Linked DNA regions of Homo sapiens: region 2 is linked to region 1. A link is a contact called in ENCODE Hi-C or POLR2A ChIA-PET data. All regions are on one chromosome and are shown on one strand. The core of a region is the stretch at or near the end of the contact, and the rest is flanking DNA. Distances in the headings are between cores, read along the strand shown. Region 1 overlaps LOC105374511 (a long non-coding RNA gene). Region 2 overlaps LOC105374511 (a long non-coding RNA gene).

Region 1 (6,180 bases), core at 2,429-4,928:
AATTGAGTGTTTAAGAACTCAAGCTCTGAAATCAGCCTGCCTAGTTCAAATCCAATCTCCAACTTTTACCAACATTATACTTTAGGTAACCTACTTAGCCTCTCTATAAATATTCTATGTATTCATTAAGTAGGAATAATATTAGCTAACTCACTGGGTTGTCTAAGAATACAATTTGAGGCCAGGCACAGTGGCTCATGCCTGTAATCCCAGCACTTTGGGAGGCCGAGGCAGGAGGATCACTTGAGGCTAGAAGTTTGAGACCAGCCTGGCAACATGGTGAAACTCCAAGAACCTGTCTACTAAAAGTACAAAAATTAGCCAGGTGTGGTGATGCATGCCTGTAATCTCAGCTACTTGGGACGCTGAGGCATGAGAATCACTTGAACCTGGGAGGCAGAGGTTGCAGTGAGCCAAGTTTGCACCACTGCACTCCAGCCTAGGTGACACAGCACAGTGAGACTGTCTCCAAAAAATTAAAAAAACAAAAAGAAAAAAACAGGCCTGGAATGGTGGCTCACACCTGTAATTCTAGCACTTTGGGAGGCTGAGGTGAGCAGACCCCTTGAGCCCAACAGTTCTAGATTAGCCTGGGCAACACGATGAAAACCTGTGATATGATTTGGCTGTGTCCCTACCCAAATCTTGAATTGTAGCTCCCATAATTCCTACGTGTTCTGGGAAGGACCCGGTGAGAGGTAATTGATTCATGGGGGCGGATCTTTCCTGTACTGTCCTAGTGATAATGAATACATCTCACTAGATCTGATGGTTTTATAAAGGGGAGTTCTCCTACACAAGCTCTCTCACCTGCTGCCATGTAAGACGTGACTTGGCTCCTCAATTTGCCTTCAGCCATGATTGTGAGGCCCCCCAAGCCATGTAGAACTGTGAGTAAATTGAACTTCTTTTCTTTATAAATTACCAAGTCTCAGGTAGGTCTTTATTAGAAGTGTAAGAACGAACTAATACACCCTGTCTCTACTAAAAAATAAAAGATTTAGCTAGGTGTGGTGGTGCATGTCTGTAGTCCTAGCTACTCAGGAGGCTAAGGAGGGAGGATCACTTAAGCCTGGGAGGTAGAGGCTACAGTGAGCCTTGATGGCACCACTGCACTCCAGCCTGAGTGACAGAATGAGACCTTATCTCAAAAAAAAAAGTTAGATTAAGAAAGTTTGCACATGTAAAATACTTAGAATCATGCTTTAGTATTGTGCAAATAGTAAATGATCCGTAAATGTTAGTTTTATAACTTATTACAGTGAACATTTTTACCAGGGCCTCCAACTTAGTCATTAGAGGAGATAATTTGGAATAAAGACCCTTTGCTAGTCCTCCGCAAAGCTGTCTTTATAAAAAAAACAAAACAAAACCAAAAAACCCTGGATCCTGTGATTGGAGGCAAGAAGTCCTGTTGATGTGTGGATCTGAATAGAGATTTTCAGAAAAAGATTGTTATCTTGTGATGCCTGCTAGTAATACTCATCTGGACATTGCAGAATTGTGGAGAGAAATACAAATTATGGATCACAGACAGAGATTTTAGCCAAGCTCTAAAGAACAGCTTACCATTATCAACTGCTTAGTTTGAAATAGTTACTCTTAAAAGCACTTCATGGCAATTAAATTGTTTCATACTCACAATATGGCCCTGGTAGTTTTAGTATTTTAAACATTTTGTGGAAGTTGTCAGAGTCAAAATAAATTCACTTGTGTTAACAGCAATACAAAACAAAAACCCAAAAAACAGAGCCAGAGAAGGCCATGAAGGATTATCATGCATGAATGCCTAGTAACAAAAACAATCACAAAAGACTACAAAAACCACAACCTTGCACAAAGGCCATCACTACCTTACACACCAAAAAACTGCTCAGCAACTGCTAGTCCAACTTTGGACTGATGCCACCTTTTTTTTTGTTCCTTGCCACCAAGGATAATTATCTCAAAACAATTAGGTAATACTCTATTTTTCCTGAAAAAACCTTTGTTTTCCTTTACCTCCCTGAATACACACATAGTTTACTATGACACCAGTGTTCCCATTGTAACACCTATTCCCAAATAAACAACATTTTCTTTGAGAAATTCTCGCTCTTCATTATTTAGATCAATGATTTCATAAATTAGAGAATGCAGGCATAAAGAAGTAAAAGGAATTACTTAAGTTCTCACAGATAGAGGCAGAACCAGGCTTCTAACTTAGAGAGATGGAACCAGGCTTTAACACCTAGATTCTGCTGCTTCTCTTTGCTTGCCAGTCCAATTAAAATCAATAAAAATCCAGAAAAATGTATGTACCATCATGCTCTCATAGAGATGTTAGATGCTGAAAAATATGAATCACATTCCTTATGTAGAAAACATAAAACTGCTATTCTGAAAAGAAAGCTAAGACATTATAATACATTTATGCAATATCCAGAAGAAAAATTTGAGAACAGGAGAAAGACATTTCACATTCTGAAGAGATAAATTCCAAATTGTTAACAGATAATAGGTAATCACAAATGAAAAGGTATGAGAATAAGTGCTCACTAAATGAAATACTGATATTGCATTGCTACAGTGTGGATCACTTTGGTTGTTTCACTGATAGAAAACTGGATTTTAGAACTCTCTTGGATTTTTAGGCTAATCATTTATCTAAAGTACAGACATAGTCTGGATTGATAATTAAAAAACAGAGACATTCGAACTTTAATATAAGCAAGAACTATATAATGACCATATTTATCCAAATCCTGGTTAGTGTCTGGGAGTTAATGAGCCAAAGTTTCTAAGAGTATGCAAGCTAGGCTAGATGACCCTTTGATAAGAGTATTACAGACCTAGAGGTGGATAGACTGTTTAGCCAACTAACCTGTAGATTGCCTTATAAACCAGAAAGTCAGGGAAATAATTAATTTCCTCATTCATCAAACCTCTATTGAGTATCTATGTATTCAGTTCTATATTTTCCTTAGTAGAAAAATAAGACGTGGCCCTTTTTGGAAGATCATGCCATCATTATAAATACAATATCTAGTGACACTAAAATTTTTCTCCCTGATTTGTGCATACCCTTAAACATCTAACAAAAACAAATAAATTATTGTGTTAACTTTTGTTTTTAGCAGAGTTAGGTGGGAGGAGATAAGTTTCACAGAAATTAAATGAGTCTAGTTCAAAATAGAAAAAAAAAACTATGAATCCTTAAAGATATGAACTCAATGCCAGCGGAAAAAGAGAAGAAAATGTATTAAGAATGTGACATCCACAATTCTGCTGCCAAACACGTGTGTGCATGAAGGAGGGCACAGACACTCTCACCTGGGCCTGAGGACTGAGGCTGCTATCTAAAACAGGGATCCATCTGCCTGTGAACAATGTCATCCCACTGTGTTTCTCTGACACTTCATTGACTGTGTAATGGCATTTGATATCGCTAAAACCTGGTTGTTGTGGAAGCACTGGTGCATTACAGCAGAGAGATGCATTGTGTATGATGAGTCATGCCCCACAAATTTGTGCTCAGTCTCTGTACGGTAAGAAAAAACATAACAAGATCAAGTAACAGAGAACTGGGGAGGGAGAAAGTTCTCATTGCAGGCACAAGTACACCGCCACTTTGTGCAAGGTAAAGAGGGCTTACACACACTCAGTTTTCCACAGAGTTCTAGTAACTTTCAATAGTACAAATCCTGGATCCGATGTTAGTCGAATAATAATTCCAATGGAGGAAAAAATACTTTTCATCTGTGAGTCGCTTTTCAGAAGGGATAATGTCTAAACCTTGTTAGCCTCTTCCTGGTTACCCTGAGGTTTGGATGTTTGCCAAGAAGGAAGTAGAAGAATAAACATGACCAAGGCAAAGAGTTCGATGAGAAACCCTCAGAATTTTTGGAGAGAGAAGAGGAAAAACAATCTGAAACATGAGTATATCCAGAAAATCAGTTCATTTATGTAACCCAAGATGATTGGCAGATATTTTCTGGCTTTCATGAGTCAATCCTCAAACAAGAAAATGGACACACCTCAAGGGAAAAAAAAATCCTTGAAAGAAAATGTATATGTGACCTTCTTTACCCTCCCATTATTTTTAAAGGGAAAAACCATTACCTGAGACCACTGTCATGGTTTGACAAAGCAAATCTGCTTAACACTCTTCAAATTCTGTTTTCTATAGAGTGAGATACCAGCATCTTTCCAGGACATCTGTGAATCCTCTAAGATCTGGCCCCAGCCTCTTTTCCGTACTTCTTTCCTTCCAAAATTTCCTTCCATCTCCCCTACACTTCAGCCATATCCCTCTATGCAGGGTGCTCAAAGGAGCCTTTTCACATTTTCTCCTTTGGCACATGCTCACCTCTGAATGGCATGCCTTCCACACCTCACCCACTTGGCAAAATCTTCTCTTCTCTCAAAGCACAACTCGAATAGTCCCTCTTTATGGAAAGACATCCATGGGCAGCACCTACTCCATTTCACTTTATCGCGCACTCCACTTTTTTCACCATTTAATAAAAGCAAAGCTTTTTTTGCATTTACTTTGGACCAGTCAAAATTACAAGACCCTTTTAATATATTAACTCACTTAATCCTAGCAACAACCCTATGGAGGAGGTACTAACAGTATCTCCATTTTACAGGTAAGGAGACTGAGGCACAGAGAGTATAAATAATTTTCCAAAAATTGCATCACATGTACAAAATAGAGCTGGAATTTGAACTCAGTATATGCTGACTAACTAGTTCTTTGGTTTATATCCCAGTCATATATTCCATCATACTTGATTTCAAATATTTGTTGACTATTGTCTGTAGTTAAGTGTGAGTGTCTTGAGGGCAGGGTCTGAGCTACATTATGTGTATGTTGAACATCTTTTGCAGAGACTGCAGATAGCAGGTACTGGATAATAAATAATCAGTAAACCAGCAAAGCAAGCAAGAGTAGAAGGAGTATTATATAGGTTTTGAAGTAAATAATTAAAGATGACAAATCACCCTAGAAATAGCATTTTCTGATTTGAAAACTGTTCCAATTTTGGGTTTGTGCATGCATTTTTCCCAAGTAAGGCAGAGGGCATGGTAAATGACATAACAGAATTAAGGAGGGAGCAAAGAGAAATGGAAAATAGTGATGATCTAAGAAGAGTAGGGAGAGACTCCCAGATTCAGAGAAAGACTGAATTCAGAACACACTGCTAGCCTGGAGAAGACAGAGAGTATCCCAGCGCTGGCTACAAGCTCATCTCTGTCTGATGTTAGGCTCTGATAACCACAGGTTTCAGGCAAAGGGAAGTACTGGGAGGGTTTTGTTTGAATGAGCTGATTTGCAGGTAGTCCATAGTCGTTTGGATTGAAGGAGAAGACCAATGATTCTCTCCCTTGGGGGAGGCAAGGAAACCTTGATGACTACGTCAGGCCTCTGCCTGGCCATGAGGACTAGATCCAAGCCATAAGGAGAGGAGGCTCCAATAGTCCTTTTACAGAGGACACTTTAAGATACTTAATACAAATATATGCTGCTTCAGGGCAGGGGTGATAACCACTCAAATGGACAGAAGACTATTCTCCCCATTTAGTTGAAAATTAGAGTTTTACATCTGCCATTTAAGACCTGCAGGACATTGGCAATGTGTGCATTGGAGGCACTGGCAACGTCCTCGTGTTTCCCTGAAGAAGAACCTTTCAGCAGCAATTGTACCCTCTGTAGGAAGGGATATTTCAAGAGTGTCTCTGTTTCTTCATCACCCCCTTTCTTGCAAGTCTTCCTTATTAAAAGGCTGTTATCTGCTGGATAGGAATGGTGAGAGCCTGGCATCACTTGGTTTGTGTTTACCACTATGTACAATTTCTATACCACAAACGCAGTGGGCCACACCTTCCTGTGTATTCTTTGTTTTTCCGTGTGTGTGTGTGTGTGTGTGTGTGTGTGTGTGTGTCTTGAACTGCACATTCTTAGTGAAAAATGTGGTCATTTTGAAGTCATTTTCCATGTGTTAAGCAGACTGACCATGGCTTCCTGCTGGTCTGCTCTCTCTGTTCAAACTTCTCCACTTAAAGTTCAATGCATAATAACATCAGTCTTTCATTGGGGGATCCAGTATTTTAAATAACAGAATGATGGATGGGACCACCGCTTCAGCCTTGCGTGAAAACTGCATGTTTCAATCAAAGTATTAACAAGTTCATGAT
Region 2 (6,180 bases), core at 2,440-4,939, 38 kb after region 1:
CACAGGGCACCCATAGTTCCTTTTTTTGAAAGTCTTTATCAGTGTGCTGAAGGTAGAGAGTGTTGGTAGAATGTGTATTTGTCAAAAAGTAAAATAAAAACAGTTGCATTAGTTTCGTGTAGCATTTCTACTGTTCTGATAAAAATGACATATATATGCATGTATGACCTACAAAATATATATTATGCAATATCAGTGATTCCACATGTGAAGTAAATGTTATTATATTTCAGTTAACACTGGCACTATATACTATAATTGACAAAAAATCTATGCTAATATTTTAAAATGTATTTTTTCTTTATTTAGAATGACAATAAGTCGCAAATAAAATACTATACATGTTGAGAGGGATATTGTGGAAAAAAGAAAAACGTTCTATATTCTAATACTTTTAGCTAAACTTTTTCTGCTGTTTAAACAAAGGATGTTGTGTTATTACTTACCCAATTATATAACTGACCCTAACTAGCCGTAAGTACTACCGAAAGACTCATACAATCAATACAACCCTCCAGATATGCTGGTCCTCTCTCTAGTGCTTTATCTTCGCATCTGTCATTCCTGCTTTCTCAAGGCCAACACTCAATTTTGAAATCAGACTAACTTGATTTATATGCTGCCTTCTATTTTTAAGTGTGTGACTTAACCTCTACATTTTCTTAGTTTTTACCTCCACATTTGTGAATGGGGCTTGCTAATACCTACTTTTTAGAGTACTGATGAGAATACAATATTTTCTAGGAAGTTAAAATAATATAATATGTGTAAAACTCCTGCTATAAATGGCTTCAGGGCCAGGCAGGTAGTAGAATGGTTTGGCACTTTAGCATCAGCCAGTACGTAATGTTGAGAATAAATAGAAAAGAAAAACGAAAGAAAGAAATAAAGAAAGAGTGAACGGACAAATGAACAAAAGAAAAAGGAAGGGGTAAAGGAAGGAAGGAAAAAAGGAAGAAAGGAAGGAAGGAAGGAAGGAAGGAAACAGGGAAAAAATACTGTAGTGGTAAGCCATGAGCAATGGAATACAAGCTTAAAAAAATACTTAAAGCATTGTGTTTAACCAAATATTTCTATCACAATGGCTACAATGTAAAAGACTGACAAGACCACAAGACCAAGGGTGGGCAACAGTGTGGACTGAACAGAACTCTCATACACCACTGTTGAAAATTATATAACTACACTGCAAAACAGTTTCTGGAAAAAAATTAAGAAATATGTTCATACAAAAGAAATGACAACATACGTCCACACAAGACTTGTGCACAATATTCATGTTAGCTTTATTATAGTAGACAATACCTACAGGCAACTCCAATGTGGTAGTGGAAAAATTTCCTCCATGAAAATGGGAATTAACGGCTGATATAGGCACAACCTGAATAAATCTTAAAAAACATTATACTGACTGATTAAAACTAGACATAAATTATGGCATGCTACATGATTCCATTTACGTAAAATTATAGAACTATCACTATAGAACTACATATGAAATACTTCATCTAGAAGTATATAGAATCATACAAAGCAGGAACAAAAAGGAATTTCAGTGGTTTCCAGGGGCCAGGGTTGGAGGGCAGGAGTAACCCCCTGGAGAATATGGGAATGTCCTGTCTCTTAGTCACTCTGTCAATTCTAAACAAATTTTAACTTTCAATTGCTGAAGTTTATTTTATGCACATTATATCTTAAGTTGATTCTAAAGTAAATAATTGGGTGAGAAAATAAAGGCCAGAGAGAGAACTCATGGACTTAGCCACACAGCAGACCAGCAGAGGGGCTGGAACAAATTCCCAACCGTCCTGCAATCCTCAGAATAAACAACAAAAACATTTTGTGGTGTTGTTGGTGGTCAAACAAACTATATTTTCAGAGGGTTCATCTCACAGGCTGGCAGTATGCAGTCTATGGTGTAGATAGTAAATGAATGCTTGGATCCCTTTTCCTACTCATCACAATTCCACTTCTACTACAACATCTTTATGTGAAAAATGGTTTATTTACAAGCCCCACTAGAACATTCACATCTTTGGTCAAAACTTCTTCGCCTTTTCCAGGTGGTTGGCCTACTTCTCTGGGATCCTGAAGTACTGGACTCATGCTGTTATTTGAGCTTTTATCACTGATACTGGAATTAGAAATGTAGAGTCTGAAGTTTGGCTGTACTACTTATTATTGTGTGACCTTGAATGAGTCATTGACACTTTGGATTTCATTTTTTTCTCTATCAAATGAAGAAAATAGGCTGGGCACGGTGGCTCATGTCTGTAATTCCAGTACTTTGGGAGGCCGAGGCAGGCAGATCATGAGGCCAGGAGATCAAGACCATCCTGGCTAACATGGTGAAACCCTGTATCTACTAAAAATACAAAAAATTAGCTGGGCATGGTGGCACACACCTGTAGTCCCAGCTACCCAGGAGGCGGAGGCAGGAGAATCACTCGAACCCGGGAGGCAGAGGTTGCAGTGAGACGAGATCGCGCCACTGCACTCCAGCCTGGGCGACAGAGTGAGATTCCGTCTCAAAAAAAGAAAAAAGAAAAGAAAATAATAACAATAATAATGATGCCACATTAGTTCTTGAGAGGTGACATTAGATATGAAAAGTGCTAGGAACAGTTCCCGGCACTTGGTAAACAGAAATCAGTACGTGTTACTTTTTTCATTTTCATCATAAGCATTGTTATTTTGGGCTGCATCTCCTCATGCCTATCTTTCCCATTATTCTAAAAGTCGCTCCTGGGACGTGAGGATGCCTTGCTCTTTCCATCCCCAGCACCTGAGCTGAAGTGGTCTGTAAGTGCATAATGAATAAGCGGGTGGGTGAGTCAGAAGCTGGGCATCTATTCACAGTTCCTTGTTACTTGATAGTGACTAATGTGAACCTAGTCACGCTGACCTTCACAAGTACTGAGGAAATATCTTTCTTCTTTTCTTTGGAAGCAGTGAAGCTTAACCTTCATTTGTTAGGCTCTCCGCCAAGAAGAAGGCACAAAAGAGTACTTTATCCAATTTATGAAGGCATAGTAAAAATAAAGGCTCCACAGAGTTCCTGAGGGCACGAGGCTCCTGCCGCTGAGGCGGTGGATAACCAACCTGGTAGATGCTCCACGACTCTACTCAATGCGTCACACCAAAGCACAGCATTAATGCAGAGAGAAACAGAGTGTGTGGATTCTGCATTCACCCTTTTCAAAGAACAGAATGAATCAGGAAAAAGCTATAGTTCATGCAGTGCCATTTTCAAAACATAGCAAATCCAGGTTAGGTTAGGAGAATAATGGATCCTAAGGGAAGTAGCAGTAAGTGATGTGTACCTGGAGGGGGAATAGTCTAAAGGAAAGTTGCTGCATTTCTCATCGTACATCCAAAGGATGTTCAAGATTTCAGTATTGCTTTGCTTGGAGGTTTATGCCTTTTCATTAATTTGTTCAATGACTTTATATTTTTTAAATATTAAAAAAACTATACCTATTGTAAAATGTGGAAAATATGTTATCAGAAATATAGATTACCCCAATTTAAAAATAAACACTTTAAATTTTGCTTTATATTCCTAAAGTTTCTGGTAAATTGATACTTATGTGGCAAGAAAAACATTAATCAAGGAATTCTCAGACTTCACATTTTCCTTTCCTGTTAAAAAGAATTCTGCCTGGGAGCACACATTTCTCTTCCATTTCTTGTGTTCAGCCTTCCAGAGAAAGTCCTTCTATCTCTAGATGAGCCCATTGGGCCTTAGGTTTTACTAATTAGGAAAAGTGGTAGGGCTAACAGAAGAAGCTTTGGTTTGGAGAAGGATAGATGTTGAAGAGAATATTCTGGAAGATGGATGTGAGAGAAAGCTGAGGAATGTGCAGAAAGAAAATGAAAGTGAAAGGGAGCTTTCAAAAAAGCATTGTTAGGTGGAATGACATATCTGTATGGTATTTGAGAAAAATATGGAAAGTATTGTCCATAAGAGTCATTGTAAATTATTTTTTGGTTGCCAGATTATGTTTTATTGACAAATAGTTTGGATTCATAACCCTTGCTGCGACAGAACTGGATCTCAGAGGTAACAACTTTTTAATGATATAAAAGAAGATATCAATGTGTATATAGAAAAAAACAGCATAAGTACAGGCACCGGTATAAATATAGATGGTATTGAGCTAGATATATATTCACTTAAGTATCAACTTCAATACAAGGAGATCTTGGATAGAATTAGAGGAGGAAATAAAAAGACAGAAAAGGAAACTTGACACCACATCATATTATTTTAAAAGACCTTTTCTCAGAGAATATAAAATAAACATGATTTTATATTAATAAATCTTTCAGCTATGATTTTTTTCATAAAATGATCAGACAGCCACACAAACCAGTTCAACTGAACAGAACTTCATTGTATTAACACACATAAGAAAATAAAAGAGGAGGCTGGGAGCGGTGGCTCACGCCTGTAATCCCAGCACTTTGGGAGTCTGAGGCGGGCAGATCAAGAGGTCAAGAGATCCAGACCATCCTGGCCAACATGGTGAAACCCTGTCTCTACTAAAAATACAAAAATAAGCTGGGTGTGGTGGTGCACACCTGTAGTCCCAGCTATTCAGGAGGCTGAGACAGGAGAATTGCTTGAACCTGGGAGGTGGAGGTTGCAGTGAGCCGAGATCACGCCACTGAACTCCAGACTGGCGACAGAGCAAGACTCTGAAAAAAAAAAAAAGAAAAAAGAAAAGAAAAGAGCAAAAACTCAACAATATATTTTTAAAGGAAGTCCAGTCCTCATTCATGGAGATTGAAAGTGGAGAGTCGTTGAGATTCTCAGCAGCTCTGGAATGTTAGCACACAGGCTCTGTGATATGGCACAAAAATACCCAGATAAGAGCTAATTATAAACCCACTGTCTTTTTTCTTTTCTTTCTTCCAATCAGCTGTGAAATCCTTCCATGTTCCTAGCTTGCATTTCTAAGAGAGGAAGAAACTGAATAATCTATAGATCTCATTGTTTTAGATGTTAACTATTACTTCAATTTGAGAACAGAGTGTCACACAAATTCATGACATGCGTAGCTGGCTAGCATGAGGATAAGTCATTGCTCTGGGCTGAGAGAACAAGGTTACAAGATAGTTGTATTATTTACATATCATACCTTTATTGCAACTGAAATTAGACAAAAGAAAGAGAAAGTTTTATTGGCTCATATAACTTGAGAGTTCATGGATAGTCAAGGTGCAGGTATGGCTAAATAAATGTGGTCAAATTATATTATTAGGAATATGTTTATCTTCATTTCCCAGTTCTGACTTTATTTGCTTTGCCATTATTCCCAATTAGGTTTTTCCCATGTAATAACAAAAATATCCATCATTTCTAAGAGTTTTTTGTTGGAGTCTTTAGGTTTTTCTATACATAACATTATGCCTGCAACAGAGATAATTTGACTTCCTTTTTTCCAATGCATATGCCCTTTATTTTCTTCTTTTGTCTAATTGTTCTAAAACTTCCAATTCTATGTTGAATAAGAGTGTTGAAAGCAAGCTTCCTTGCATTATTCCAGGTCTTAGAGGAAAAACATTCAACTTTTCTCCTTTCAGTATGATGTTAGCAGTGGGTTTATCATATATGCCCTGTATCGTGTTGAGGCACATTCATTCTATACAGTAAGTGCTTAACATCATTGAAAGGTTCTTGAAACTGCAACTTCAAGTGAAATGACATACAGCAGGTCCTCAAATTATGTAATTTTATTCAACATTGTTATAACATTCCTAAGAAAACTATTGGTTTCCCTATATGTCATTTCACCTAAAGTCACAGTTTCTAAGAACCAGTAAATGATGTTAAGTGAGAACTTGCTATATCTAATGTGATAGTTTTTATCAAGAAGTGATGTTAAATTTTATCAAATGCTTTCTCTGCATCTATTGAGACAATCATATGTTTTTTGTCCTTCATTATGTCGTTGTGAGGTATCATGTTTATTGATTTGCATATGTTGAACCATCCTTTCATCCCTGAAATTAATTACACTTGATTATGTTGTATAATCTTGTAAATGTATTATTGGATTCCATTTACTAGTTAAAGATTTTTGCATCTGTGTTCATCAGAGACATTCGCCTGTAGTTTTGTTGTTGTTGTGTCCTTGTCTTGTTTTGGTATCAGGATGATGCTGGCCTCATACT

What was found. A loop is a pair of places that touch in the nucleus more often than their neighbours do. ChIA-PET counts read pairs that join two places held with the same protein, here RNA polymerase II (POLR2A). Pooled maps may share reads with other maps.
Region 2: a map of endothelial cell of umbilical vein shows a loop between it and region 1 (2.9-fold over the local background). The contact joins two enhancer-like sites. A Hi-C loop is called at or near these places in 6 of 168 maps with a recorded cell type or tissue (Calu3, MCF 10A, PC-3 and 3 more) and 4 of 50 pooled maps. POLR2A ChIA-PET finds 5 or more read pairs at or near these places in 3 of 52 experiments (A673, MCF 10A and WTC11).

The regions. Positions count from the first base shown.
Region 1 is chr4:19,735,718-19,741,897 of GRCh38, forward strand. All of the region lies in intron 2 of LOC105374511 (a long non-coding RNA gene), which reads left to right. Among named protein-coding and RNA genes, the nearest start is that of LINC02438, 280 kb to the left of the region's middle. Within about 2 kb of position 3,679, at least 9 of the 41 ENCODE cell types and tissues checked have a DNase peak (open chromatin) inside an H3K27ac peak, as active enhancers do; they include endothelial cell of umbilical vein, where a contact is called at or near this core.
Region 2 is chr4:19,773,287-19,779,466 of GRCh38, forward strand. The region is part of intron 2 of LOC105374511 (a long non-coding RNA gene); the gene reads left to right. Among named protein-coding and RNA genes, the nearest start is that of LINC02438, 320 kb to the left of the region's middle. RefSeq lists enhancers at 2,315-3,514, 2,851-3,020. Within about 2 kb of position 3,690, at least 3 of the 41 ENCODE cell types and tissues checked have a DNase peak (open chromatin) inside an H3K27ac peak, as active enhancers do; they include endothelial cell of umbilical vein, where a contact is called at or near this core.